Regions from separate parts of the Mus musculus genome. Here regions 2, 3, 4 and 5 are each linked to region 1. The links are chromatin loops, found by intact Hi-C in ENCODE. Cell type or tissue: heart. All regions are shown on one strand. Each heading gives the region's core, and the rest is flanking DNA. Links, peaks and the distances in the headings are about the cores only. Region 1 holds the start of Kdm6a (lysine (K)-specific demethylase 6A). Region 2 overlaps Dipk2b (divergent protein kinase domain 2B). Region 3 overlaps Kdm6a (lysine (K)-specific demethylase 6A). Region 4 overlaps Kdm6a (lysine (K)-specific demethylase 6A). Region 5 holds the start of Fundc1 (FUN14 domain containing 1).

Region 1 (6,235 bases), core at 572-5,571:
GAAAGAAAATTAATACCGTCACTGTCAAAGTTCAATTCAAATTTCCTTACCATTCAAAGAAAATGGACCTACCGAAAAAGATTATGACTGTTTTGCCTTATAGTCATTGTCTGCAATCACAAGTTCTTATATTTTGATACTTTAAAATAAAAACGTAATTATGATCACAGATAAAAACAATTAAGGCAGCCAAACCAAAATACATTCAAAAAGTAAGGAGCAAAATAATCAACTTTTTTTAAAGCCGTTAAGCTTTAGTCGCCTTTCTTAAACTTCCCAATTGCAACAATAGAGCTAACAAAGTATCAAATCAAACCTAAAGATTTCCGGCAAAGAAGAAAAGGTCTAATGAATGCAACATCTACCATAGACACTCCAAGTTTGAGAGTCCCAGCTAACAAAAAAACCTCCTCCTACCATTCCAATCACACTTTGGTCAGGAAATATAAACTGAAGTAGACAGACTGAGACTCCAGCCTTTGTTCAATAGCTTACCATGGGTAACTAAATGTGCTACAGGTTGATAAGCATTTACCAGGCGTATGCACGCTATTTCAAAGCTAGAGAAGGGGACAAAAATTCTACATGCAAATAATCTGTGATCATTTTTATTAACTACTGAGCTACATACTCCAAAGGAGAGGCCTATTCTTCTCTGATACTATTTATTTCCCTGTTTACCTCTCCTCCCTCCCCCAAACCTCCCCCGGCTCACTTTCTCCTCCCACCCTGTCCCGCCATCTTGGGCGGACAGAAGCAGCCATTACTTAACTAAATGACAGTACCAACAACTTTGCACACAAATAAACAAGAGACTACACCCAGAATCCTCCCCAACTGCTCCTGACAGACTCACAGGAAACCAAGCTCCAGAAAACGCACTCATACAACTGTGGTAGATCTTTGGCAGAAAGATCCAAAAAGTAAACAAATCACCTAACTTCAGGTAAAGCACACACCGATGATGATACAAGTCAATAACCCCATGCAAACTCTTTACGGACCTAAACTACGTGCAACTTCCCCCTTCAGGGAGCAGAGACAAGAAGCCATCCCGAAATGTTTGACTAAAGCAGGCATCAGGAACAGACTGCCTAAAGAGCCTTAATAACCAGGGAAGATAACGAGCGGGGGATTTAAGGAAATCTACAGCTGTTTACGAACTCATGACCCTCCCTAGGCACCTCAGAGATCATCCGCCTAGCCTCCAAGGGCGGTAAAATCGTAGTCAATTTGGAAGCCCCACATGAGCTTGGCCCCAAAAGCGCCACTGCCTCTGTCCTCTGGCTCCAAGAGAAGTGATCTCTCAAGAGAGCAAGCGAGGTATCAGGGGGTGGAGGGGAGCGCAGTAGCAGGAAATAGTTTTCCGGAAGCCCCTCGGCCGTCTTTCGAGGCCACAATGAGTGGTGACCCGGCCCCGGTGCCCCAGGCGAGCGCGCCTCTGGCTCGAGAGACCGCGTCCGCGCTCCGGCCCGCGGTTTGCCTTACCTTGCCCAGCAGGGCCTTCATCCTGGCGCCATCTTCATGAAACCTCACGAACCCGAAAAGGCGGCTGCGGAGAAAGACACACGCCGCTCGTTAGTGCCCCGGCATCGGCGCCGACCCGTCCGTGCCAAAGCCCGAGGCCCGGGCGTCAGCGGAGCCGAGAGCGCCAAGCCGAGGTGCCCGCCCCACGGCCGCCACAGGCTAGCCGCGCTCCGGCCTCCTCGGAGAGTGGCGCCAGCCTGTCCCGAGCCGCCCGGGCGAGTGCCCGCTCCCCGTACCTGTCCAGTCCGCCGAGCGCCTCCCTCTCCTCCGCTGTCAGGCTGGGGGACGCCTCCTCGCTCTCGCCGCTCGCTTTTCCCGCCGCCATTTTCTTTTCCTCATCACCGAAAGCGGCGGCGGCGGCGGCGGCGGCGGCGGTAGCGAGCGACACTCCGCAGGATTTCATGGAAACGCAGCGAATTCACAACTCCAACGCCGACACCCCCCCTCTCCGGGCCGGAGCCCGCAAGGACGCCTCCAATCTCCGCACAAGACCGGCACACCAACTTTATTTCTGCCTCCTCCTCTGCCGCGAGAGGCGGCAGCGAAAAATCCTAACGCGGTAGAGGTGAAGGCAGAGGCAGCAGAGGCTGTGGAACCACTGGGTCCGGAGCGGCGACGGCTCGGCTGTAGGGTCACATCGCGGGGATGGGAAGGGGGCAGCCACAGGCAGGGTCGGCGGGAATGGCCGGAGCGCGCGAGGAGCGGGAGCTCTGGGGGGGATTCGTAGGAGACACAAACTTCCCCGGCACCAGCACAAAGTTGTTGTAATTGTGTCACACAGCGAACCCCACGCCGCTGCCGTGACCCCCCCCTCACAGCCCGCTCGGCGCAGCCAACCAGAGCAGCCCCTCGCCTCACGTGACCTTTGTTGACTCGCGTCAGTCGTGGCTCCACTTAACTTGCTAGCTGCTTTAGCCCCGCCCACCGAGGCCGCCACAGATCCGAGAGCGGGATGCTCGCCAGTTCTGGTCGGTGGTTGGCTGATAGGCACGTCTGTCCGGAGTAGGGTTGTCACCCAGTGGGAGCAGCCGGTTAGGTTGTGCTACTTAAATACACAGGCAGAGAATGGAGGGGTCCAGGCTGTGTCCCTTCGGGAGCCGTGGTGGGATCGGGGGGGGGAGGGGAGTGCTCAGTCTGGGCGAGGTCCGGCACCGCCTGTAGCGAGCGCCAACGAGAAAGCCTAGGACAGCCTCTGGCTGCCCGGAAGCCCTAGGGTGGGCCAAGACTGTGATTTCGGTGGTCCTGCTAGCGCTCGCGCACTCCGGGAATATCGATCCCGACAGGGCTGGACACCAGCTGAGTCGCGGGGAGGGAACACTCGGCCCCAGACCTCTGCCCTCGGAAGAAGGCGCACTGCTAGAAATAATAGCCTCCACGAGGAGTGCGCCAGAGGAGCAGCAGCCGGCTTCATACCCTGCAGCCTGGGCGCCGCCCTAGACAAGGCCACGCGAAGCCCCATACCCTTTCAAAAGGGGAAGGGGAAAACGTCTCCCGACCCCCGCCCACTCACCCCAGGCAGGGAGGAATGAAGAGTCAGTCGCCTGCAGGGGGTCTGGCGCGCTGGCTCCCGCACCCCACCGCCAAAGGTCTGTCTGTTGGCAGCACTTTCGGGCCAGATATTCCTGCTGCTTGCATATACCCTACGCCCTAGCAGTAATTCGTTATACTATAAAGAAAAAAACAGAAACAGTGAAATTTGTCGAGGGGGATTTCAGAATGTTGGGTTCTGTTGCTGTCATCTCAGTGGGTACTCCATGGAAGAGTAGGAGCTGTATGTGAACTGGCCTTAGAGAAATAGAATCCTCAACACAGCTTCCTGCCAGCCTTTTTCTGCTTCCACTACATAGGAAACCCTTAGCAGTAACATTTGCTTGTTCTGTCCCTCAGGTACAAATAAGTCTGGTGTTTGACCCATAGTATAATCAGGAGATAGACCAAACTTTCCATCGACTATTTTGAAAAGGCAGATATAATGTGATGTATCTCATCACACCTCCAGTCTTTGGGATAGAAAATATTAGTAAATGGACTATATGAAGAAAAGATCCGTTTATAAACCAAGCTTTATATGTTTTATATAAGTTTACACCTGTAATCAATAGGGTATATTTAAATTTAGATTTCAGAATATATAAGTGCTGAGTCAGTAAATCCTAGCTGTGTTCTTCAATGAGAGACTATAAAAGTCCCAACTAATTTTGCAGACAGACAGAGCTTTAAATTGTTGCCTGGAGACTAGTAACTAGATGAATAAACTAGTTTTGTATGGATTATATTTCGTGTTTAATTACACTTTTACAAAACATGTTCTATGGTGTTCTATTTTACTTGACTGAGTGAGTACCAGAGACTGAATATTTTCTATAGCTAAATTAACATACGAATTGTTAAATGTCACAAATGGTGACCTTCAAAACCTGGGAGATTTTTGGCCCCACTACCACATGGACACTTGCACAAACAGAAATCAAACCTGTCAGTATTTGGCCACGTCCCCAAAGTTACTGGTTCCTGATTTAGTCCCTTTCCAAGAATGATATAAGCAACCCATGTCTGAGTGCCTTCCTGCCCTTTAATAATAAGGTTAGAGTTTTAGAAATAAAGTGATAGGGAGGGGTTGGAGTCTAGCTAGCACAGCTGGGTTCTGATCCTTGTGCAAGCTCTGTGACCTCTAAACCAAAGCTGTTGTTTTTGATGTGGAGTAATTCTAGTTTATTGGGGCACAGGTTTTATGAAACAGGGTATTGCTCTGTAGCCCAGGCTGGCCTCTGTGTTCTCCTGCCTCAGACTCCTCAGTTCTGGGATAATAGACACGTACAATCATGCCTGGCCAAACCAGGCCAACTACAAGGATTTATCCTCCATCAAACATGCAGTGTCCATATAAAATAAGTCTTACATGTCTATGTAATTTTTTTGGCATTTACATAGTTTAGCTGTCAAATGTATGTGAAATAAGCATGGAGCCTTTCTCAGTCACTGTCAAAATTAATGCAATTTTAAATTTATGACATACAAAAATGGAAAAATTTTGTTTTATAATAATTATTACTATGGCAGGGCAGTGGTGGCACATGCCTTTAATGCCAGCACTTGGGAGGCAGAGGCAGGTGGATCTATGAGTTCAAGGCCAGCTTGGACTACAGAGTGAGTTCTAGGACAGCCAGGGCTACACAGGGAAACCGTATGTCAATAATAATAATAATAATAATAATAATAATAACTATGAAAAAAAACCTGGGCTGATTTAGCTCAGTTGGTAGAGTGCTAGGTTGAAGGTCATGCTAGGCTACAAAGAAGGGCATTAAAATGTAGAAGGCAAAGTGATATAAAAATAGGAGCCTGGTTTGTGTTACATCATACAAATCTAATCTCTACCACTTTATGGTGGGGCAACCAACCTTAGTCCCTCAAAATATTTGCCAGATTCCAAAACTGATTCCTGCAAGTTGTCTTCTGACCTTCACAGGCTTACCATGACACAAACACAAGCGCATGTGCACACACACACACACACAAAGTATAAAAGAAACCACTTAATGACATTTTATAGATTAGATGCTATGGTCAGCATGGGTGCTCACACCTTTAATCCCAGCAATCAAGAGGCAGAGGCAGATGGATCTCTGAGTCTGAAGCCAGCTTAGGCTACACAAAGAAACCCTGTCTTGAAAACAAACACAGAGAGATTAGATATTATAAGATAAACAAAGTACTAAATGTGTAATACAGAATTCAAAGTCTTATTAAGACTCAGGGTGTGTTTAGCATACTCAGGGCCTTTCAATCTCCAGCATCAAACAAAAAAATAAATTTTATAATTTTGATATTTGAGATCTTTTCTTGCTTTCACCTATGTGGTCTAAATTGTTTGTTACTACATTACACTAAGAATCACTTCCTCCTAGTTTTCACCCTCCCCATAAGCCCAACCACAAGCAATCCTAATTCATTTTATGTTTAGGTATATATCTACAGCATTGGTATACCTCTCATTTATTCGAAAATGAAAAAAATTACACCAAATCTAGATTTTTTTTTTATGGTTATAACAACACAATAGAAACTGGAGAGCCACCGGGTGTGGTGGCACGTGCCTTTAATCCCAGCACTCCGGAGGCAGAGGCAGGCAGATTTCTGAGTTCGAGGCCAGCCTGGTCTACAAAGTGAGTTCCAGGACAGCCAGGGCTATACAGAGAAACCCAGTCTTGAAAAACCAAAAAAAAAAAAAAAAAAAAAAAAAACCTGGAGAAAATTTAATCTGAATTTGCCAACCTATAAAACTTGCATGGGTAAATCAATATTTTAAAACGATATAAAAGTTTATGGACTACTTCATGTATATTTGAAGCAGTATTACACATGGTGTAAGTTCCATCAATATAAAACCAGTTACAAGAGAATAAATTTAACCTATTTTAAACAACCAAATACTTAACCTAAAGCATTTAAGCATTTAGAAAAATATAGTCCCTGTCTCAAGAAAAAAAGAAAGAAAGAAAGAAAGAAAGAAAGAAAGAAAGAAAGGAAGAAAAATATAGTTAATTTTTAATGTTAGTACTATAGAACCTATACAAATAATAGAAACTCACATTAACAGGCATGTTTCATCTAGTCTAAATAAGGCTATCTTTGCTTATCATCCCAGCATTTGGGAGCCAGAAATGGTGGTATGGTCAGTAGTTAAAGATCAGCCTGGGGTACATAA
Region 2 (6,235 bases), core at 594-5,593, 280 kb before region 1:
TTTGAACTATTTTTATTGTGGTCTTAAAGTAGACACCATGTGTTTTGCTTTTTGGTTTTTTTTTTTAAATAAAGTGTGTTTTTATATGAAAAAAAAAAGAACCTTCATTTCTCTCACAAAAGGCATTACAATGCAGCTAGATCTCTTAGGCTCTAGACTAGTGGTTCTTGGCCTTCCCAATGCTGTAAACCTTTAATGCAACTCCTTATGTTGTGATGGTCCCCAACCATAAAATTATTTCATTGTTACTTCATAACTGTAATTTTGCTACTGTTATAAATTATAATGTGAATATCTGATATGCAGGACAGCCTATAAGAGTCTCAACCCAGGTTGGAAAACACTGCTATAGACTAAGGTAAACTAGTCCCCTTGTGCCCTAGACACTTTCATAATAACAATAGATTAGGAATTATCTGTGAGTCCTGACAAGTTCAAAGCACCCTTCTGGTACATCTAGAGTCACCTGTTTTAGTGTATGTGGACACCAAGGGATAGGCTAGAGACCCATTGTGGTGGTTTGAATATGCTTGGCCCAGGGATCGGCACTATTCGGAGGTGTGGCCTAGTTGGAGGAAGTGTGTCACTGTGGGTGTTGGGCTTGGAGACCCTCCTAGGTGCCTGAAAGCCAGTCTTTTCTTAGCTATCTTTGGAACAAGAAGTAGAACTCTCAGCAACTCCAGCCCTACATCTGTCTGTATGCTGCTATGCTTTCTGCCTTGATGATAATGGACTGAACCTCAGAACCTGTAAGCCAGCCCCAATTAAATGTTGTCCTTCATAAGATCTCTTGGTCATAGTGTCTCTTCACAGCGATGAAAACCCTAAGACACCCATGGAACGTGAAAACTGTTCTTGAACTCAGATCTGTCACTATAAACTGAGGCAGAATGAAAAGAAACAGAATCTCAGGCAGAATTAGTGCTTCTGATTCTCATTCATACATTCAACAAGTTTCCACAACTGTGCTTTGGCTGTGGATTTGGAGATGAATCATGTGCAGCCTCCTCTCCCAGGAGCATTGGGCTTAGTGGTGGAGACAGAAAAGCCCACAAACTATCAACTCTTTCATGTGTATGAGGACAAGGGACAGACTACTGACTTGAATCTTTCATTCACTGACCTTGAGTTTAAGCCTTGGATTTACCTCACGCTGCTTTGACCTTCCTGCTGAAGAGTGAGGTAGGAAGAGGTGCTTCTGGATAAGCTCAAAGGCCCTCTAAGCTCTGCCATTCTTTTACTTCTGTGGCTCTGCTGTGTTCACTTCACAGATGGATGTGAAGTCTACTATCACTGGATTTACTCGTTTCAAAAATGGCAGTACATGCTCCCTGTTCTGCCTGATCCCTTCCTCCTAGTATGCTTAGAGATAGGAGATGCTTTCAAAGAAACCCATCACTGTAGAAGTATACATGGTGTTTTGGTAAAAAAGAAAAAAATGAGTCCCTTTCTTTTATTTATTGTGCAAATATTTTCTCCATCCATTTTTTTTTTCATTTTGCATTTGGCATGTATTTACAAGTTTCATTTCTTTCTGCCCAAAAAACATCTCTTACCAACACTAAGATAGCCCATACCATAAATATATTCACTTTTCTTTGTCCCTCCCCTAACCCATTTTTCATCCCCAGTAGACATTCTCCTTCCCTATAAAACAAAAGAAAAAAAAAACATCAAATGCCATTTTATAAATTTTGGACAAACCCCATAGTTTTTCTATTGACTAAGATCAAAGTCATCAGTATTCTTTTCTGACAGCTTCTTCTCCCTTTCTTGTCATACTTTCTTCCCAGAGATCCTTTTCATTTGGCATCTTCAACCTTGCCCTTAGATTTTTGCTGCTCTTTGCTGCTCCCAGATCTTATCTTATTATTACTCACATGCTTATTCTTTTCTTTTTTAGCAAAACTCAGTTTCAAATAGATTTATCAGTGGAGTTTAAAACTCTCACCCAGTGTAACCCAGGAAAATAATAACAACAAAAAGCATTTAACTGTCAGCACTTGAGGAAAACATTTGGATACAAAGCCAAGAGTGTAATTCTCTGGCATAACAATTACAGTGGTATTTTGTTAACTATTTCAGATGTTCTTAATGCTGCCAGCCTTCTGTATTAGTGGACTCCGTGTCATGTATTCAATCAACCACCAATCCAAAACAATCTGGGGTACTTACTTATAGTCCTAGCTACTTTGGATTATGAGGTGGAAGAACCCCTAAAATTCAAGAGTTCTAAACCAGTCTATGCAACCTAGTGAGAACCCACCTAAAAAGACTAAAATGAAAGTGACTCTCTTAACTGTAACTGTATTTTTCCTTTTTATCTTTACCTAAGCAACAAAGCATAATTATTTGCATATGGTGTAGGTTATTGTAAGTCATCTAGAAATGATTAAAATTTTGGAGTTCTGCCTAAACTCTACACAAATACCCCAACATGTTCTATAAAGGATGAAGTGTTGAGGATCGTGTACCCAAACCCACACCCATATATTCTTTCCAAAGAACTCAAATATAGCACCACAACCATCTCAAAAGCATTCTAAGCAAGCAGTGTCTATCCCTTATCTCATCTGGAACAAGCTGAGATCCCTGAGCCCTAGATTTAGTTGAACAACTCTGACCTCTTTTTCTGACAATCCATCAGGCATAGGGACTTATTTATGGTTGGGAAATCCTGCTTATACTTATGTGGAAGTTTTATGCACCAAATGGGAAGCTATTGTAGAATAGATGGGAACAAACTATACCTCATCTTTCGATGTACACCAAATAGCCCAGAGCCAGCTCAGACTACCAGCCAAGCCTGACATTCTGACAGTGTTTGACTTAAGCCTCCTACCCCAACCCCATTTTCTCAAGAGCTACTTTTTAACAGTGATCTAGACCAAATCCCTTAAGAGTGTGTGTGTGAGGGGGGAGAGGGGGAGGGAGAGAGAGAGAGAGAGAGAGAGAGAGAGAGAGAGAGAGAGAGAGAGAATGTACAATTGTGATTGTTGGTATGTGTTCAGGGAAAGTAGGAAAGTGCCATAATAAACTAACAACCCTTGTGCAGAGAGAGAACTGGAAAAGCAGAGAGGAGAGGAGAGGAGAAAACAAAGAAATAGAAGTAAATAGAAGGAGCACAGCAGCTGGCCATTGGGCCTTCGATCTGGACACTGTGTCTTCTTGTTTATTAATAAAGTCAGCATGGATGAACAGCCCAGTGGTCCTCATCAGAGGCAGAGTCTGGAGTCTGAGGCTCCCCTCCTTCAGGGCCAAGTCCAACTTTGTCATGTGAACACTCTTTGGAGCCACAGAATATCTACAACAGGGTCTGCCAAAGACGGTGGCAGAAGCAGTAATCAAGAGGAAGTTGAAAATCCAGGGCGTGTGTGGCTATGAAACCATGACTTTTCTACATTGTTCTGATGGAAATATCCCACAGCCTGAATTGCTAGTCCCCAAACAGAAGCACAGCCAAGAACACCACTCTTTTTTTTTTTTTTTTTTTTTTTCACAATACGCTTGTTTGCAAAACTACGAAGAAGGCTTCCCTGGTATTATGCCAAATGCAAAAAAAAGCAAGCACCCAAGCTAGCCAGTGGTTAGAAAGGGAAAAACACTTTCGCCCTATCATGTCTGCTTTCCATCCTCTCAAGAGCCATCTAATCGGTCTGGACATAATCCTAGGTGCAAATCAGGTTACCATCTCCAAGGAGAATGGGCGAGGAGCTTTTTGACCACTAGATGGCAATACAGAGTCTTCCAACAGCTTTGTTTAAACCCGGACAGCTGACAATTTTACTTCCTAGTTTCCATTTTTTCTTTGAACAGATAGATTCAGAAAAGAAGCAAATTCACCAAAATGCAGCTTAATCATTCAGTCAAAATACAGGCTTATATGTAACTGCTGAACAAGATAAATTCATTTTTGCTTAAATTTAATTCAACAATATCTAAGGATTTTTGTTTTGGGTTTTTTGTTTGTTTGTTTGTTTTGTTTTGTTTTGTTTTGTTTGACCATTTTATTAATTTATTTGATCAAATTCCTCAGAATCCCCTGGATCTGAAGGGTTTCTATTCATTTTACATCCGTTCTTTGCCTCCCACTCCTGATCACTCCCTCCTCTTTTCCTCTAAGCGAGTGGGGCCCCCTCATTATCCTCCACACCCCAGCACATCAAGTCTCTGTGAGGTTAGACTCATCCTCTCCTACTGAGGCCAGACAAGGCTGCCCAGCTTGAAGAACATATCCCACAGATATGCAACTGCTTTTGGGATAGCCCCTGCTCCAGTTTTTCAGGACCCACATGAAGACAAAGCTGCAAACCTGTTACACATGTGTGAGGAGGCCTAGGTTCAGCCTGTGTATGTTCTTTGATTGGTGGTTCAGTCTCTGAGAGCCCCTAGGGTCCAGGTTAGTTAACTTTGTTGATTTTCCTGTAGAGTTCCTATTCCCTTCGAGGTCTGCAATCCTTCCCCCGAGTCTTCCATGAGAATCCCCAAGCTCCATCCACTGTTTGGCTGTAGGTGTCTGCATCTGTCTGAGTCAGCTTCTAGGTGGAGCCTCTTAGAGGACAGCCATGCTAGACTCTGGTGTTTTACAGGACCTAGGAAGACACTGGAAGGGCATGAGTTTCCTGCACGCTAGAAGATGACATCTCAGTGTGGTGAGAGACTGTACTACCTACATTCTGATACCAGACAAGGAATGACAGTGTTTTCATGGAAATGCAATTTTATATTAGGTTCACAACTACTTTTCAGAATATAAATTTTTAATTTCTCACAAGCCACTACTAGCTCAAGAACCCTTCCACACCTTTCAACAGGTTTTTGTTTCTTTCTTTGTTTAAATGTTAGGGTGACTATATTGATGCTGAAAATTTAAAAAAAAAAAAAAGCTCACTACTGGCTGCATTATTTTCATACTTGTCTAACACTGGAATCAAAATTGAAAGGACTACATGACTACCCCAGCTGGATTGGGTACATCTGTAATTCCAGAATTTGGGAAGCTGGGGCAAGTGGAAAGCCCACCTGGGCTATAACAAAAACAAAGAAATGATTGTTAGTGAACAAGAAAAGTTAAGCAACCAAAAACGTCTTGCCAGTGTCACTTGAGACAGGTTTTTTTCTTCCGCACCCTTTGCTGAACAGTCTTTCAAATCAGAGCTCCATCAGAAGCACATGGTGACTACATCACGTGACCTTGCTTCTGGGAACCCTTGGAAGTAACCACTGTACTGTTTGTTGCCCAAGGGGTTTTGAAGGAGCACTGGAGAGATGCTATGGGATGGACTGAGTGTCTCCACAGTATCATTTCTCCTGCTAACCTTGGAATTGCTGAGAGCTGAAAGAACTAAGATTTTTTTTTTAATAATGGGATTTGTTTGGTGTTGGTATTATTGAGGCTTACGCAAATCACATTTGTGACACACTGTTCAGAATAGAACTGAGACCCTCTGGGGTGGTTTGAATAAAAATGGCCCCAATAAGTTCATGTTTGATACCTGGGTCCCCAGCTAGTAGAACTGTTTGAGAATGACTAGGAAGCTTGTTGGAGAAAGTATTTCACTGGGGGCAAAATGAGGTGATTTGAGGTTTCAAAAGACTGCTATCCCAGTCCTATCTCTATCTATCTATCTATCTATCTATCTATCTATCTATCTATCTATCTATCTATCTTGCTATCATAATCTATCTCTTTATTTTTATATCTCCATCTCCCTTACTCTCTCACATTGCCTCTCTCTGCTTTCTTCTTGCAGATCAAAAGGTAAGCTCTCAACTATTCCTGTTGCTATGCTTTTGCTTCACCAACAAGCACTCTAACCTTCTAAAATCATCAGCTCAAACCAAACACTTTTATAAGTTGCCTTGGTCATAGTGCCTTATCACAGCAAGAAAAAAGTAATTAAGACACTTGACCTACTAATTTCCAGGCCCTCACTGCATTGTAGATTCACAGGAGGTGGGGGGGATAGGTCACCTACTCAGTCCAATAAAATGACTCCTAATTCATTCTTCACAGACCTCATAAATGAAGACAAAACATGGTAAAATGTTTGCCTAGGCTTAACATAGACAAGTTTAAGCAGAAAAGGGAGGCAAAGTGGGCATAAGACAGGTCACCAGGGTACTCAGGCCTGCCCACATGGCACTCAAATGTAGACTAGAAGAGCCCCCCAACCAATGCATGACTAAAGTCTGAGCAGTTAAGACAGAACATGTAAGAGAGCCTTGTCTATAG
Region 3 (6,235 bases), core at 795-5,794, 75 kb before region 1:
TTTTTTGTGTGTGTTTTTTTGAAACCAAGATCTAAAGAAATGGCCTCTAATAGGAACTGGTCCAGAAATAGAAAGCAATTTGCTATGAAGCAGACACAATTACACAAAGTCATGAGTTTACTTTTATATTCTGAAATTTAACAAAACACTGTGGAAAGTCAGGTGACTGAGGAACCAAACAAAATAAAACCACAATATTCCAATCTGTTTCTTAAAAATATGTGTGTATGTGTATGTGTGTGTTTATTAGATAGATAGTAATTAGATTGGTAGATAGGAAGGATATACATATATTCTTCTAAGAAGCTAAAAATGCATGGGAAAACATTTATATGCATGCATTAGTTGAGAGGCAAATAACTTTGAAAGCATCACACGTGTTTTTCCAAGTTAAAACGCAAAAACTTTTTCACTATACTAGCAATATGTTTAAATTTAATGATAAAAATTCACATTACTCAAACACTGTAGTTCACTAAAGGCATTTTGATACTCTTGTAATTCTTAAAAATATAGACAATTCAAATAAAATTCTAATAGACAAAATTAAAATATAAAAACAAAGGTTTATATGAAAGTATGGTGGTATGAAGGAGGCATTAGAATACTTAGTTCCCAGTTTGTGACACTGGAGGAAGTATGTCTCTTGAGTGGGTTTTGAGGTTTCAAAAGCTCCCTGTGTCTGTCTGCTGTTCCTCTTCTACTTTCTGGATCCTCTTTATGTTTGGAGATGTGTGCTCTCAGTTGTTCCTGCCAAGTGCCTGCCTCCTGCCATGTTGTGATATATTCTTACCCATCTAGAGCCACAATCCCAAAACAAATCCTTCTTTTTATAAGTTGCCTTGGTCGTGGTGTTTTATCATAGCAAAGGACAAGTAACAAGACAGCAGGTAATATCATTATTTATATATAGTCAATCACAATAAATGGAACTTTAACTTCAAAATTACATTAAACAACTATTATAAAAATACATATATACAATGTTAGTTTAAAACTGACAACTAATTTTCCCAGACCAAAACCAAAACAAAAGAAAGAAATCAAATACAAAATATAGGGGGGGAAGATTCAATAATTAAGTAACAAAATTAAATATTGAAGGGTTTCTTGGCTCTCTTTTCAAGATAGTAATCAGAAAACCTAAATGGTTACATTATCTTCATACACTAAATAGGATTGTGTGCTTATAAAACCTATAGTGTGCTAGAGTTTGAGTAATTTTAAGACAAATATTTTAGTGATTAATACTGATGAAGCCGTGAAAGGAAGTTCATAAACCACTAATTGACTGTAGGCAAATTAGTTAATTTCACTGGACATAAATTACAAATGAACCTCGTACCGAGGAATTCTCATGCTTTCTCACCCAATGGTTAAGAAGAATTTTCAGAATTTAAAAGGACAAGAATTAGAATATAGAGACTAAGATGGGAAATACTTAGAAGAGGGTTCAGATTATTTTTTACCAACTATGAAAAATATACAGAAGAACACATAAGATATCATTTTATTACATACCTAATTGTTGTAAAATAGTTGCTTTTACTTGTGCAGAAAGGTTTTCTGTCTGCAAAAGTTGCTCATAAGCTTCTTTTGCAGAATGATACTTCCTCTAAAGAGCATAAAAAGAAATTTAGAGAAAAAGAAAACAAATATAAAAATCATTCCAATATTAAGAATTATATAATATTTACTATGCTTTGATACACTAAAAAACCAAAAAACTAACTTAAAGTAAGAAAGTGCTGATTCTATTACTGATGTTTCCTTTTAACACCAGACAGGTTCCAATTTCCGATGTAAGTAATACTAGTACTAACACCCACTATAACAATGTATCATTAAAATATGACCTTTAAGTATTTGCCAACTCCCAATAGCTAAAATCATCTAAACTCATTTAATAATGTAAATCACCTCAATTTTATTTAATATTAATAACAGCAGAGTACTCTCCATCCAAGAGTATAGTCTGCCTGCTTAGCAAGTGCCCAAGAAACTTAATAATATAAAACACCCCCAAAAACTATAATAAAAATCACAGATAAAAAAGTAAAATCCTGTTATATACATAATCTTTCCAGAATATGAAAGATTACAAAATATTTATAACATCTATAAATTTAAATTTAAGACGGCCATAATTATAGTATTCAATCCTTACAGTATTTTCAAATCCCATAGGTAAATTTAGTACTGTCTGCAAAGTTTTAACATGACCAAAAGCTATTATCACAAAAGTAATAAGGTTTAAAACACCTTCAAAGTCAAAAAGTGGAAAGCTTGCAAACACTGCCTTTAAATTACATTTCATAGAACAATAGGTTGCAGTGGCTTTTATTCTTCTTACTACTACTATTTAACTGTCTGAATCAAATAAATCATAAAAAAAAAGTGTAGGGACAAATACTAAACTGGTTATATGAGCCACAGGCAAATCATGTACCTTATTATCTGACATCTACAAATTAAATATAAAAGGTAATGTCTAATCCATCTATTGACTCATTCTAAGCATCAAATGAAATTAATAAGTAGCATTGGAAATAACTAAGGAACTATTTTATATATATACATCAGGAGGGATCATCATTTTAGACAACTGCACATTAAGATTATCAGTACTTATTAACTGAACTTCTGCTCATGAACTCAACTAAATCCTAAGACATTAATCTTATCTAGTCTACAAAAATTAAATATGCAATAGTTAAGTAGGATAAGGGCTCACATACTCAACCTAATTCCTTCAACCAAAAAGATATTGTTGATCATCTAACACATACTGGAAATGGTTGGGGCTGCAAAGTAGCAAGAAGACCAAAGACAGAAACAGAAAATACACCATGTTGTATATAGATAGTATATTTTGGAGAAAAATGTTCAAATGCTTAGAATACTAGAAGACTGAGCAGAAAATTCAGAGAGTGCTTACAAAGACCTTGCTAAGTCAGTTTAAGATGACTGGTTGTAACCTAAGGTAATGAAGACAGGGAACTATTTTAACTAATATATTCAGATTTATATCGTAGAAAGACAATACGCTGTGAAAATGTTATTATAAACTCAAAAACGAGAAATATAAAAACAGTGACATGCTTGGAAATGTTTGCATCATATCAAGAAACACGAAGTTGGCTTTTGCCTCAAATCATGTAGAAAACAATGATAACTTCATTAAAGGTTTAGTAATAAGAAACAAATACAAACAAAAAAATGCAAAACAATCAAAATAAATAAAAGTTTGGAGAGATGGCTAAGTGCCTATTGATCTTGAAGAGGACTATGGGTCTGTTCTCTGTACCATATCAGGAGGATCACAACTTCCCATAAATCCAAGGGCACCTGCAAACATGTGTACACCAACTCATGCAGATACACACACACACACACACACACACACACACACACACACACACACACGGTGACTGATAAAAAAATCATTTAAAAACAACATATTATAATTAGCATCTACAAGAGATTAAAGCATTCACCACCACAAAAGAAATAGTAAATGCAATTACTAGAAATACCAAATCAAGTTTATAAGCAAGTTATAAGTGATTCTTCTCTGGATATATCAAGTTTCTTGTCTATTAACTGATTGAACAATATTCTGACTAAACTTAATGAGTATATGTATGTAACAATAGCCAAAATTGTATGAAATTTCCTGCATACATTTAATTTCATTAGTCCATGATTATAAGTGAATACTGTATATTTCTTTTTCACTTGGGTAAATTAAAACACTCACCTGGGTTTCATATAAGTGGGCAATGTGAAACTGAACTATAAAGAATGATAGAAAACAAAAACAAGTCACTGATAGTACAGCAAGGTTTGGGAAAAATTAGGCAAGAATAACATTACAGAATATAGGCATGGCTTATATTACATAGATTTAAGTAATAGAAGAACTTTTACTTGCTTTTAATAAAAAATATACAGTCACACTAAAGAACAAATAGGATAATAAACCATATTAGTCACTGTTAGTTATCAAACAAAATGTGTTATTAATTATTAATGTAAAAAGATATGGCAAATGAGTATATACTTTATAATGTTTAAAATGACAACATTAAGTAAATAGGGAAATCTTACAAAATTTTACATTTCAAAATGTACTTGAGGTTAAGTCAAATGTGTATTAAAGTCAATATCTAACAGAAAACATACTAAAACAAGAGCTATTAGATTTATATTTTTATGTTTATGTATTATATTATGTATTATATTAATATTAATAAAAAGAATATTTTGGATATTATTGCTCCTCCTTACTGATATTCTATCACCCATGTATGAAAGCAAACCAAGAATAAAAACTGGTGTGTGTCTCTCTATCTCTTTCCGTCTCTGTCCCTCTGTCTTTCCCCTCCATCTCTCCCTTCCCTTTTCTCTTTAAAAAAATTTTTTTTGGTGTTTTATGTTCTCCATACTTCGATTTCGATTTTATAAATTGATTTCAAGCACTCTCAGAGCCTCTCAAAATTACATAAATATAGCCTGTGTACATTTGTTTAAAAAAATAAACCACAAGGTCCAAAGCTATGATCAAGTTTTAAGAGAGACTTGTTATCAGTATAGATTTCTGAAATGATGACTCTGACAGCATGGGACAAGGTTTGGAAGGCTACCATTTTATTCCTTTCTATGGGTGATTCTTCATGCTTATTCTCTCAGGCTGAACACCAGAGTAACAACATCACACAAGGTAAGGAAGCATATAATGAATTTAAAAATAACATACTAATTCAAAAATATTACGCTATGTTAAACATCACATAAGTAAAAATTAAAATATCTTTAGAATATAAAAAACCCAAAAACAATAATTAAAGTTTTAAGTTATAGAGAAGATATTTAAGGGCCTTTACCTACTCCTCTCTGCCTAATACAGTGCAGTTCTTACAGAGTATTCCAGTTGTACTATTTCCTTGTTATGTGAGAGACAGACTATTATAGCAAGAAGACACGGAGCCTTCTAAAATACTAAAACTTCTTGCCAATAACATTTTTCTATACTGCTGTGTGATCGTAATTGGAAAATCAAAACAAAATATTAACTACTTGATGCTCTATTGCTACTCTATAAATTTCTTCTAGGCAATCTTATGGACTAATGAAAAGGATCTCATTATTCCAAGAATTACTAAGTCCAATGTTGCCCTTTATATTAAACAAAACAAGACAAAAAACCATACAGTTAAGTTCTTTAAGGTCCTCTTTAAAATAGAGCAAAACAAATAAATAAAAAAATTTCACCACCAAATTACATTTGAGATAAACTAATATTGCCACAAAAGGACATGAGACTAAGTTTATTCAGAATTAGCAAAACAAATACCAGGAGACTACTGTATTCCATAACAAAACGTCTCACATCACCATGATCTTGTTTCTCAAATTATAAAATTATTAAATACTGCTAGAAACATTTTTCCTACAGAAATGGTTGTCAAAGCTCACTTTACCTTAGACTTCTTTTGGGGGAGCACAATGCTCTACCATAGAGCTACAATTGCAGTTTGCCCATGCTGTTAATCCATGTCATATTAAAAGTTCTGCAACTTTTCACTAATCAATCTAAAATTTTCCTTAGGCATTTCATACAACAAAACTACTTGTCAATAACATTTTTCTATACTGCTGTCTAAGTCAGAGGACAGAATGACAGAGTAGCTGGGTACTGAATCTGTACCCTTTAGCGCAACACTTTATGCTTCAACCTTTGTATTCAGGTTAATACAACAATATTTTTCAACTGTTCTCTTTCAACTTTTCCCTTAAGAAGGAAGGAAGAGGGAAGAGGAAGGAAGAATAGGAAATAGAACAAACTAATGGAAAAGAATACCCAAACAATTTATAGCAAAATGGTTACTTCCTGACACACAACATCTACTGAAATTTTCATGTTAGTCAGATTCTTTTATTTGATTTTTCAAGAAATATTTTTTTAAAAAAATTGATAATTTCTAAAAAGCACTCTTCAATTATCAAATTTGTTACTTTAGAGTATATTAAATGGACAGGAAAAGAAATCTATATAGAAAAAGAAAATAAAACCACTGAATCAGAACATACTTCACAACAGCATTCTTCTTTAATTAACTGGAAAATGTCACCTCAAACTTTGTATTTGACATATGAAACTATTATAATAAAGTCAAAGTATTTTCAATAATTTTAACACCAGAGCACAATCAGTGAGCTCCCACATAAACCT
Region 4 (6,235 bases), core at 356-5,355, 93 kb before region 1:
AACCAACAATTAAAAAGGTACTTGCAAAATATCACAAAATATCTTTGAATATATCTTTTTGTTGCCAAATTGTCACATTGCTGCCAGTATCTGTAATATATTGTCCTAAAAGATTTTTACAAAAGACATATAGAAGAAAACACTAACTTGGATGATTTCTAGCTAATTCAGACTCACATAAATACTAGGTGTAGGTGGATTCAACTTGTCCTTTGGCAAGGGAGGGTATGGTGAGGATGGTGGTCTTGGAGGCGGACATTTATCCAACAGAATGCTACTATTAGACAGGCCGTTTTTACCTAGATTCCTTTAAAAATAACAGGAAAGAAAAGAAAAATCAGTATTATATTTACATAGAAGGCAGAAAACAATTCTGAATTAAGTTATAATAGACAGTTTCATAACTCCGTGAATTTTGAATCTAGCAGAACAACAAAATTCTTCCTGCAAATACTTATTTTGATTCCTGGATCTTCCACTGAAGAAAACTAAAAGCACAATATGTTGAACATAAAAAAAAATTCCCTATTTTGTTTATGATTTCTTTATCTGAAGAACAAGTATGAATTCTAATTTCCTTTCAATTATCAGAATCTTTTCCATTCAAGGTTGGTACATTAGCTCAACCAAGAAAAATTGCAAATAGTCATATTAGCAGTTTTTTACTGTGTCTTAAAAATCTGCTTGCAAAAATCAAGTCCGAAACAGACAGAAATTTCTCTGAAATAACTGACACATATAATCATCTATTTAAGAGACTATAAACATTTACTTATCAATCTTAATGCTGCAGACAGATGCAGGGTACATATGCTATTTTCTGAACAGTTTTAGAATACCACAGGCCAGATAATAAAACTTTATCAAAATAGCCCAAAGTAGAGAGAAAAGGAAGAAAAGTTATGGAATAAGATGGTTACAGAGAGAATTTAGAAACTATGTCATCTTAAATCGTTCTTTTTCCCATTCTGAAGTAACCATATTTAGTACAGAAATGAAAAGAAAGTGTTCTGAGTAAAAGGACCTTTAAAAAAAAAATCTTTTGTTAAAAAGCCCCTAAACTGTACCTGGGTTACTTTCACCTGAGTTCTGGCATAAGCTAGTATCAACCAAACACCCCACTACTTGTAATCTCAAGACCCTTTTGCTCTAAGCTTCAGAAGATTTGTCTCCAACTTACACAAGTGATTTCCTGCCTCTTCATTAAGATAATGCCTAGATTGGTTTAAACAGCCCAAGTCCACTCCAGAGACTGATAAAAGTTTTGGTGCGTTTAGCTATTTAAGTGTCTATAATGAAGCAAAATGACCTTTGTAAGTTTAACATAAAACTATGAGGATGTACTCAAGTGAATGTCCAAATGTCCTCAAAAATGAGATGGAAGAGTATCTTTCATAAGACATTAAGAAATATAGTAACTAGCCACTCCATAGCACAAAATTTTATTAACAACAACAACAAAAAAAGCCTTTCCACATTGCTTATAACTTTTGGGACATAATATAGCTCTAGAATCTACCTCCAGTAAGCAATTTTTATGACATCTCGGTTTCTCATTTTGTTTTTAAAGCAAATGTCTTGAGTCTACAAAGACTGGATGAGGTATTGAGCCCCTGCTTTAACTGAATAGAAGCAAAACTAGGAAAGGAGAGTAAAGACCAGATTAGCCAAGGCAGAGGCAGGCAGATAGAAGACAAGAATAGTGGAATGTATCAAGGTAACTGCATCTCAGTCCGCTATGGCTGTTAACCTAGACACTTAAAGGGGTTCAATGTTGAAATGAATGATAGTAACTTAAAGACAAAAAGAGGTTAATGTCCCCTAAATTAAAATTTTCTAAAGAAACAAATTTTAGAAATTAAGTGATCTTACAGTATGTTTTAAAAAATTTAATTTAGATATATATTAAATGCCAACATGAAAAAAAAATCACATTAATTTAAGACTGGGTAGATGTGGTGATGCACACCTTTAATCCCAGCACTAAGGAGGCAGAGGTAAGAGGCAGGGCAGCTTGGTCTGCATAGTGAACTCAAGGCTACAGAGAGCCTGCTTATGCCTCACCCCATCCAAAAAAATAGTTAAGATTAATGGCAGCTGTTGCCATGTTACAGGCCATTGAGGAAAATGATCCCAGCAAGGTTGGATCAACAAAGAAAATAATAAAAAACAGACATAATTTCTGGTTAAACTTTAGTATATTAAAGTTTCAGTACTACAATTAAAGTGATATTAAGATTAATTTTAATTTATTTTAAATGAATTCTTCTCCCTATGCCAGTCCTATCCCATGCTCCAAATAAGTAGCAAACTCTATAAAATAAAGTTTAATTTCATATAAACAATTAATGGTAGGTTGAGGACATGTTCTAATAAAGCAATGTAAATAGCAAAAGATAATATTTCTAGATGATAAGACATACTAGAACTGATAGATGTGAACTGTTTCCAACTTTAAAATGAAATTGTTATATTAAATAGCCAATTTAACTGACCCAATGCTTAAATTTCCTATTTATAGAATAGTTATTTTCTGTTGATTAAACCCAGCAACCAAACAAAGGCCTTCAAAAATGTATAACACTGCTTAAACTTAAAATTCAATGCTAGAAAACTATGCAGAATTCTTTGTGACTATTCCAAGTGATGTTAACTGCTTACATCCATGATTTATTTATACATAGGGGATGACAAATACAAACCAATGATTAAAAATTAGACGAAACATGTACAATGAAAAGACCATTAATCTCTATCCTTCAAATATTACTGAAAGATGATGCAATCTAATCAGACTGATCCTTTGATGATGACGTTTTTGTTCTAAACAGAACACTTATTATCCCTCTAAGTGTTTGAGAGGGTTTATCCTTCAAAAACTAAAACAAATATGCTTTTTCTTTCACAAAAACCTAGCAGTCTGTTTTAACTCTCCATTGTCCCTTACTTTTCCTATCTCTTTATAAGCTCTTCTAGAATCAAATGAATTGTAAACAGAGACTTACCTGGGCGATTGCTGAGGTCTATCCCTAGTCTAACCTTTAACAGACTTTGTTCAAAATCAAGCAAATAGGCTTTTCTAGGCCTTGATTTTTAGCCAAATGTGATTGAGTCTCGTTTTCATCCCCAGAGCAGTCAACCACACTGAAGCCAACAACTGTAGTAACCAGTAGAGGGCAGTAACAGCACGTTCAGACATATTGCACAATCATCAGTAAGTACAAGCACAACATTCAAGCATTACCAAGCTCTGTTCAAACTTTTACTTTGGATGACTGATTACACTATCTTTTATTTCCCAGATCTTGATCAGACAAATCGTCAAACACTTCACTCTGTGATTAATTTTGCCACACTAACCTGCAAGCTTTCAGAACTTCTGCTGAGCTGGGATATATGGACACAGACATTGATGGTATGATCTGAGGACTAGGTCTGTGGCTAACTAGAAGCAGATCTGTTTTAATGGGGCTCTGAGATTCTTCCATTCCTTCTCCATTAATTGTGTGCAGCCCACTGTGAGGGCTGTTAAGGCTGGTAACACTGTTTGTGGTTGTCTGTTCAGTGGACTTAGGAGAAGGTGTTGCTGTGGAAATGGCTGAAGATGGTGAAGAGGCAACAGAATTATCAGTCTTTGTATGGACAGTTGGGTGGATGTTATTGACTTTGTCACAGGTTCCAGGACCCACATTGTTATTAGCTTTTCCCATCAACAAGGCAGAGAGCTGAGGATTGTCTGAACTTAGTAAACCTGGTGACTTAGAATCTCCATGGCTAGGACTGCAAACAGCATCTGCCATCACCTGATGGACATGATTAGGAAGTCCCTCAACACTGGCAGTGCTGTTAGGTGTCTCTCCAGTTTGCCTGCTTGTTTCAGGCACCGTCAATGTGTTTCCTGAAGGCTTGCTCTCTTTGGTTAAGGTAATGCCTTGTTGTCCACCTGAGGTAGCAGTGTGAGAGGAGAGGTGATTGAGAGCAGCCCCCTGTGTTACTGAATTGCTAGGCAGGGTGGGATGTCCATTCTGATTCTGAATACCAGAGCCAGCTGCCTGGAGATGCTGGGAAGGCCCAGTGGAAGATAGAGGTCGTTCACCATTAGGACCTGCCAAATGTGAACTCGGACCTTTGTGAAGCCCCTAAAAAGAAAAAAAGGATGGTTTAAATCTTATGTTAAACTGAGAGCATACTCAAAATTTTAAATATTAAATGTAAAAGCCACTAAAAAATAAGTATCTTTATAATTTGACCCAATTTCCAAATTTGTCAAAAAAGTACTTTTAGTTAGCTAAAAGAATTTCCCTAATTAGTATGGCATACATTAGTTTACAGAAAGCACAGAGAACTCTAAATTAAGTTTTAAAACAGGGATTTTCATTTCTAAACTCAAATATGGATAGACATATAATATCATTAATAATTAATCTATGGATATGATAAACCAAATAATGCATCTGTAATCTATTAAGAGATTAATATAGAAAGCAAATTAATTTTATCTTTAAATGTAAAAGTAAATATATTCATCCCTAATTCAATTACCACTAAAGTAACTATCCTCTAGAGCAAAGTTTCTAAAATACTTAAGACTCTACTAAAAAGCTTCCTCACTCAGTAAACCCCATATTTTATTTATATGTGTACAGAAATATACATTTTAAGTCTCTACTAATGACTTATAAAAAGCTGCATTTTTTTTTCATCAACTGAGTATAAACATTTAGGAAAATATCTGCCAGGATAGATACTATACTATAGGTAAGGAAAGTTTTAAGTCCAGAGGAAGGTCACTTAATACATCTAGTAAAATAAAAATAAGTAGAACTAAGACGAATAATTTTTACCTGAAAATTGCCCCCCTGGAATCACAATTTTCATTTCGTTTTACTGACAAAATAATTGAATAAGAATGCGAATTTCTCAGCCATATTGAACCCTGGAATTGGGAACTAATTTGATAGTTTAAAACTTGTTGTAGCTGAGTTGAAAGCTTTTTTGAAAAAAGATTTAATTTGGCAGTAAGTTAAAGAATAAAAATTACATGACTATTAGGGGCTTTCCAGCTGCAGTATTATAAAGCGACCTCATGAGGGAAAAATTTGACCCGAAATTAGTTTAATATTTTTAGACAATTTTCTTACTTCATTATAACTATATTGTAAGGCTCCTAGGTAGTGGCCATGAGGGACTAGGGTTCCTTGCCATTTAGCAGGTACAGAAGGCTGTGTCCTGCAAAATCATTGTGGTAGGGTAAAGTATTTGTTTCCCTGAGACAAAATCTGGCTATGTCATAGTCATGGATACCCTGAACTTGAATTCTTCCTGCATCAGCTTCCTGAATGCCAGGTTAGGATGAGCTAAGATTTTTTGTTTTAATGTTATCAGATTTCTAAAATAGGATTGAGTATTTTTGAAAATATCAGCAGTTAAGCAAACCTAGGATTTAGAAGGGAAGAAAAATAAGAGAACTATTCTTCACAATCATAACAAATGCTCTCACTTATATAACAGTCAATTATACTTTAGAACCTTAATAGGCATCTTAACAAATAATGTTTAAAGATACTGAATTCCCAAAACACATCATCTCAAATAACAATTTTTTCCTCTATTTTATCAATCTTTCTACTGAATGTTTCCCATTAGCTTATTTCTCATTTTAATTTAAAATACGAACAAAACCAAATTCTAAACTCTACTTCTCCTTTAGCTATACTATCCCTTATCTGTACAACCTACATGACTGCAGATGACCCATGGGAACAGTCTATACTTGCTACCTCCAGTTTTATCTATCCTTTCATCTTGGGCTTCAACTTGTAACAACCCAGTGAAACTAATTCTATTCAAAAGTTTCCAAATCATCCCTGTATACAGTCAAACAGCAAATATTTGGACTTCGCTACACATTTGGTGTAATGCAGTATTTATTTTTCTCCTACCCTTTAAAACTGCAACAAAGAAACACCACCCTTAGGTCCATACTACTAGAAAGAAGGAGGGCAAGCAGAGAAATGTACACCATAGGTTGTGGTGTAGAGTTTGCCTGCATCCACTGATTTCTGAACGCCAGAAATATCACCTTGGGTGATCAATTTCTAGATCACCTTACTAGATTGTGGTGGTTTGAATAAGAATGGCTTCTGTAGCCTTGGAGATTTAAATGCATAGCACTGTTTGAAAGAATTAGGAGCTGTGGGCTGTGAGGTTTCAAAGCTTACTCCAAGCCTAGAGT
Region 5 (6,235 bases), core at 600-5,599, 590 kb after region 1:
GTTAACCTGAGATTCTGGCTGTGTCAGAGTTCTTGGCAGTCAAGCTTCCTCTGAGACCCCGAGGTTCTGAAGTGAGCAAGCTGCTGCTATCCTGGTATCCTGGTATCCTAGTATCCTGGAATCCTAAGATCCTGGGCATGTTACAGCGTCTGGAAGTAGTGTCTCCTCTGGGGACCATGGGGCTGTCTGGTGTGTTCGAAACCAAGGTATATCAGCACTGATTAAAAGGAACCTGAGCAGCTCGTCAGGCAGGGCTCACATGTCCTTGCTCCTGCTGCCACAGGCCTGTCACAATTGGTTTGGAACAGATGTTGTGTCCACTCACCAGTGATCCTAAGATCCTGGGTGTGCTAGGGTGCCTGTAGCGTGGAGAGTTCTCTGTGGACTGTGGGACGATCTGTTGAGTTCGTGCCCAAGGTGGCTTGGAGCTGGCACTGACCAGAAGGGACTTGAGCCCCTGGTCAAGTGGGTTTCCTGCGCCCCTGCTGCTGGCACAGGCCCATCAAGATTGGTTTGGAACTGATGTTGTCTTCCACTCACCAGTGATCCTAAGATCGTGTGGAGAGTCCTTTGGGGACTGTGGGACTGTCTTCGGAGTTCGAGCCCAAGGTGATGGAGCTGCCGCAGACCGGAAGGGCTAGAATGCATATTTAAAATAAGTTTGGTGCTGATTTATGTGAACTTGGGTTAGTTCTTTGGTATCCAACATGTTTTTATATTCTACAGAATCCATGGAAATTTGTGGTAAAAAAACAGACTTTATCCCTATTTCACATTCAAATAATAACAATTCTTAAAATCACAGCTTTGTGGTGAATGTCGGTAATCACAGCACTGGGCAGAGTGAGACAGAGGAATCCAGCATCAGAGGCCAGCCTGGGCTACATAGTGTGACCATGTTTACAAACAAACAATCCTAATACTGGAGAGGCAGAGGGAAGTAGGTCTGTGTAAGTTTGAGGCCAGCGTGCTCTACATAGGGAGTTCCAGAGAATCTTAGGTTATGTGAGATGTTGTCTAAAAATAACCAACCAACCAAAAATACAAGCAAAAGTCTGCTCGACTAACAGGGCACTAAAAAAACTAGAGCCCTCAGCAGTTTGAGAAAAATGTGACCTGGGGATCCATCCCATATACAGTCGCCAAACCCAGACACTTTTCTGGATGCCAACAAGTGCTTGCTGACAGGAGCCTGTTATAGCTGTCTCCTGAGAGGCTCTGCCAGTGCCTGGCAAATACAGAAGTGAATGCTCACAGCCATTCATTGGACTGAGCACAGGGTCCCCAATGGAGGAACAAGAGAAAGGACCCAAGGAGCTGAAGGCATTTGCAGCCCCATAGGAGGAACAACAATATGAACCAACCGCTATTCCCAGGATACCCAGGGACTAAACCACCAACCAAAGAAAACACATGGAGGGACCATGGCTCCAGCTGCATATGTAGTAGAGGGTGGCTTTGTCAGTCATCAATGGGAGGAGAGGCCATTGGTCCTGTGAAGGCTCTATGCCCCAGCATAGGGGAATGCCAGAGCCAGGCAGCAGGAGTGGGTGGGTTGGTGAGCTGGAGGAGTGGGGAAGTGATAGGGGGAGGAGGGTTTTCAGAGGGGAAACCAGGAAAGGGGATAACATTTTAAATGTAAATAAAGAAAATATCTAATTAAAATTTTTTTTCATTAAAAAAAAAAACCTTTAAAATATTTGCCCTGACACTTGTTAAAATAGATAGTGGGTCTATTTTAATTTGGGATACAACAACAACAACAAAAAGCTGGAGATTTATAGTGCATAATCTGAGGGGGTCGAAGTGTAGAGTCCTACCAAGAGGAGACATCAAGGGAGTTTATTGCTGAGCTAGTTTAATTGGGTTCTTACTGGAGAATGACTGGGTTATTAGACATCAAGCAAGAAGTGGGCCTGAAATTTCTGTTAAAGCCAACAGAATTCTTGAAAGAACTAAAGGCCAAAGATAGGGCCTGAAAAAAGAACACCTAATCAGAAAGACAGCTTCGTTGAAGCATCCTGACTAAAGACTTGTTAAGAACAGTCTGCCAACACTAAACTGATTATCTTGTTCTATTACCCTTAGCCGCTCCTCCCTCCATTCCTTTAGCGTAAAAAACAAACAAACAAAAAAACCAAAAAGCAAAAACAAAAATAAGACAAAACAACAAAAAACTCTTAGAAACTTAGAGCAGGTTGGGGTAATGCCCAGGCTACAGTGGAAAAGAGCACGGACTACATTTCCCATAAGCAATAGGAGGGCGGGGACTCAGCTATTCCATCACAAGTCCCAAGCCTTGCGGCTGCGCACAAATTGTTGGAGGTCGTGTACAGGGAAGAGTGGCGGTGACGCGACTGTGTGGGCGGGGCGAGGAGGAGGCTGAGGAAAAAAGAGAGACCATAGACTTCCAACTCGGCCTAGAGCGTCCTTTAAAGTGGTGGGGAGAGGCGGGCAGGGACCACCCCCAACTGGCCGCTGGCGGTATCATGGCATCCCGGAACCCCCCTCCCCAAGGTGAGCAGCCAGGGCCCGAAGTAGTCTCTGGGACGCTGCCCACAGCACTCGACCTTTTATTGCTATGGTGTTTCTCCCTTTCCCTCCTCCAGTGTTTCTGGGGCTCTGTCGCTGTACAGCCCCTTTGCGAGAGCCCCTTTGAACCAGAGGTCTCCTTTCCCTCTCTGCGGAATTTAGCATGCTCACCTACACCTAACCAAGGCTAGACCCTGCCCTGCCCTGCCCCCACCTCGAGCCCTTCTCCATCTTGCAAAATTAGGAGGGTTGGCGGGTTGATTTCCATGGTTGGTTGCGTTTTAGTCCTGCTCTGATTTCCTCTTGCTAGGTTCCTGACTTTTCCTTTCATGGAAGGATCATCCCCTCGCCCCCTTTTCCCACAGATGGAAATGTACCCTGCCCTGACCTTATTCTCATTGTGCGGGTGACCGCCCACTGCTTTGTAATTCAACTGGCCTCTGGCTGCGTGTCCCTAAGCCTTGGGAAAGGAAATGCCGATGCTGTTGCTAGGCCCTTTATGCTTGAGGCCCTAGTCTCCCAGATCGAGTTAATCACGCTCCTTCGTTTACATCTGGGCCTTTTTAGTTGTAGACCAGACATGACAGTGTGTTGGCCCACAGGTTTTATGAAAACAGCTTGTGAGACGTTTCAGACTGTAGAATGAATGTTTTTTTTTTCCATTTTGTATTTTTAAAGACTATGAAAGCGATGACGAATCATACGAAGTGTTGGATTTAACTGAATATGCAAGAAGACACCACTGGTGGAATCGAGTATTTGGCCACAGTTCCGGACCTATGGTAGAAAAATACTCAGTAGCTACTCAGATTGTAATGGGTGGCGTGACTGGCTGGTGAGAACATTCTTTTCATTAAATTTTAGTGGGAACCTGGCTCTTGTCCTTTTGTAAATGGCACAGCCTCCATAAATCTTCAGTGGCTCCCCACTTTTAAATTCCAGAAGAACACAACTTTGGGGCTTTTCCCGGATCTTATTGGTTGTATCAGCCTTCAGATAGTCCTGGTTGGATTTTGATGATTTCCCTCTGTCAAAGGCCCACCATAGTTCCACTTCCACCCTTTACACTTCCTTTAATTCATTAACAAATTTTCAACTTAAGCAAGTTAATTATAAGTAAGTTGTTACTTGCTATTCAGTGCCAATAACTGGAAAAAACATGAGAACTCCCATTGCAGAACTAGCCTCTAAGATTCTCAGCTCTGTACATAGAAGCATTAATGGTCTGTAAAAATTATTCACAATGATGCATCAGATTCTACATTTTTTGTGTACTGGTTCTGATTATGATAGTGCTTTGAAGAAGATCTGAGAAGATTGCCTTTGCTTTAGAATTAATGCAATGATTACTTATTATGCAATAATTTGGAGTACAATAAGGAGTGGCTAATAACCATTAATCAAGCAACAGCTCATGTAAGCACATATTTACATTGTTGTTACCATGTATTTTAATTCTATTATTTTTGGAATAAAATATTAACCAGATAAAAAGGGGCAGAAACAGTTCAGTATTTTGAAATATGTTGATGACTCTTTTTTTTTTGAAGTGACAGTGATTAAGTTGTAAGCATTTTTTTTCTTTACATTTAAGGTAAATTCATCTTGTGCTAATTAAAATATTTACATACTTCCTCTTGGCATGGGAAAATGACATTTATTCATGTGTGTTTTCCATGAACCTCGGAATAATGATGCCCCATGCCTTCTTGTAAATGCCATTTCATAATTTAAAACAAACAAAGAACAATTATGGTGAAGATTCCATGGAGCACAGGCACAGTATTAATACTGCTTTATTGAAAAATCATACAGTTAGAAGGGAAATTTCTGCTCAGGGCCTCGGTCAATTAGATGATTCACTGTAGGATGATTACAACTCTGCCCCCTTAAATGCATTTATAATTTGGTGCCAGAGGTGATTGGTTAGTGAGAATCATGGCGGAAAGCCAGATCGTTGCACATTTTCTTCTTACAGACCTAACCTGCTAAGAAGGCCCATAACTGCCAGGTCTTCCTGAAAACCCTAATGGCAGAGCAGAAGTTAGTAGTGACTGGTACACAGCTTGTGTAGCTGTAGCATTCAACCTGGGGTTTAATGAAGACCTCACTACTTGCTTTTTTCTTTGTTCTTCCTTACTGACTCCTGTATAAGAACCATATTCTTGATAATAATAACAACAACAACAGTAGTAATACATTTGGATTGTCAGTATCAGACAAGTATTCAACCCAGGAGCTATGTAATAGTTTGTGGGTATTTGTTTTTTACATCCATCTATTTGTGTGGGGGGCACAGATGTGTCCCAGTATATATGTGGAGGTCAGAGGACAGCTAGTAGGAGTTTGATCTTTACCATGTGAGTTTTGGGGATCAAACTGGGCTCTTTAGACTTGGTAGCAAGTGCTTTGACCTGCTCAACTCTCTCTATGACCTGGTCTGTGTAATAGGACACTTATATTCAGGTGGCTTGTTTTTGTTTTTGTTTTATGTGGGCACAAATTCAGGACCTTGCAAGCATTCTAACTCTAAGTGATATTGCCAGCTACATAGGTGATTTGTTGGAATGATTTGAACTGTAGTTTAGATTCAGAGTAGAAAACATTTGAAATCTTTTTAGGATATAACATTGATGTGATATTGTGGCATAAAAGAGGAACAGTTAATATAGGCATAAACCTAACTTAACACTTGAGACCGACCAGCTCAAGACATGAATAGCCTAAGGAGATTGGATTTAGCCATAAGTTTTTGGTAATAAGAAATGAAAACTAGTATGAGAAAAGGTGGTTGCTAGGAGACCTGGAGGCCTTGAATACTGAATCTGCTTTTAGAGTGTGATCCAGAAGCAGAGCTATGGAATCCCAACATTACATTCCAAAGGTAACGATGCCCCTAAGAGTGGAAAGGAGGGCTGGCAAGATAGCTCAGCAAGTAGGCTTGATGCCAAGCTTGGTGACCTGAGTTTTATCCACAGGTACCACATGGTGGAGAGAACCAATTCATGTACATTGTGCTTGGCCATGTGTGAATGTTTAGACACACACACTACATAAAAAATTAATAATAAAAATAGGAAGGAGAAAACAGGTAATGTTTTCTAGATGGGGTATTTGAAGATAAGGATGGGAGTCTGAGATGAATATGACCTGGCAAATGGGGGATACTACCATCAGTTAGAAATTGGGGCCTCAGTAGCAGCTGTTTGGGCTGCGTGTGTGTCCCTGTGACATGACTTCTATTGAATTAAGGGCTACTGTGCTCCAGTATGACCTCATCTTGCTTAATTACATAAACAGTGACCTGATTTCCAAGTACAGTCTCATGAAGGACACTAATTTGGTGGGAAGACCAATTCAGGGCACAAGACTAGGATTAGAAATCTGCGATACTTTTGTAGAATAGTGAAGGGACCATGAGTATGCTCAGGAGGTATAGGCTGACATTACAAAGTTAGATGAGACAAAACAATACAGAAAATTAATACTAGATAAGGAAGGTGTGAGAAATATGGGCAGTGTAATCATCTAAGTGGAATAACACAAGGGGCAGGAAAGTTTTTCATAGGCAGGAAATTAATAACACAAAGATGTTGATGCATTTGAAACTAACTGCATTGGAGCTGGTTTGGATAGAGTGAGTGTTGTCCAGGTGTTATGAAACACCCTGACCGCATTAAGCAAACCAAACAAGTGACTACTG

The links. Hi-C counts contacts between places; a loop is a spot of excess contacts. Peaks named below come from ENCODE experiments on the same cell type or tissue, not always from the same donor. Only the 100,000 strongest peaks of a DNase experiment are listed, where the experiment ranks them.
Region 2: a loop joins it to region 1, with 4 times the contacts of the local background. A loop is called at or near these places in 7 of 42 quality-filtered maps.
Region 3: it touches region 1 in a loop (3-fold over the local background); 9 of 42 quality-filtered maps call a loop at or near these places.
Region 4: it touches region 1 in a loop (3-fold over the local background); 20 of 42 quality-filtered maps call a loop at or near these places.
Region 5: it touches region 1 in a loop (5-fold over the local background); 9 of 42 quality-filtered maps call a loop at or near these places.

The regions. Positions count from the first base shown.
Region 1 is chrX:18,158,701-18,164,935 of GRCm38, reverse strand. Kdm6a (lysine (K)-specific demethylase 6A) reads right to left here and starts at 2,361. Exons shown (of 29, transcript NM_001310444.1): 1 at 1,764-2,361; 2 at 1,489-1,552. The coding sequence starts at 1,930. In heart, for the core only: no CTCF peak of the experiment used is centred there; DNase peaks (open chromatin) are centred at 735, 1,305 and 2,475; H3K4me3 peaks cover 2,985 bases; H3K27ac peaks cover 2,849 bases.
Region 2 is chrX:18,439,741-18,445,975 of GRCm38, reverse strand. The region is part of intron 2 of Dipk2b (divergent protein kinase domain 2B); the gene reads left to right. Among named protein-coding and RNA genes, the nearest start is that of Dipk2b, 19 kb to the left of the region's middle. In heart, for the core only: a CTCF peak has its summit at 3,717 (motif pointing right); a DNase peak (open chromatin) is centred at 3,705.
Region 3 is chrX:18,234,221-18,240,455 of GRCm38, reverse strand. It overlaps Kdm6a (lysine (K)-specific demethylase 6A), which reads right to left. Exons shown (of 29, transcript NM_001310444.1): 8 at 3,761-3,795; 9 at 1,522-1,615. Among named protein-coding and RNA genes, the nearest start is that of Kdm6a, 75 kb to the right of the region's middle. In heart, for the core only: no CTCF peak of the experiment used is centred there; no DNase peak of the experiment used is centred there.
Region 4 is chrX:18,251,908-18,258,142 of GRCm38, reverse strand. It overlaps Kdm6a (lysine (K)-specific demethylase 6A), which reads right to left. Exons shown (of 29, transcript NM_001310444.1): 17 at 3,361-4,139; 18 at 178-307. Among named protein-coding and RNA genes, the nearest start is that of Kdm6a, 92 kb to the right of the region's middle. In heart, for the core only: a CTCF peak has its summit at 3,162 (motif pointing right); no DNase peak of the experiment used is centred there.
Region 5 is chrX:17,568,435-17,574,669 of GRCm38, reverse strand. It overlaps Fundc1 (FUN14 domain containing 1), which reads left to right and starts at 2,345. Exons shown (of 5, transcript NM_028058.4): 1 at 2,345-2,517; 2 at 3,211-3,367. The coding sequence starts at 2,490. In heart, for the core only: a CTCF peak has its summit at 2,494 (motif pointing left); DNase peaks (open chromatin) are centred at 2,349 and 2,949; H3K4me3 peaks cover 1,281 bases; H3K27ac peaks cover 1,219 bases.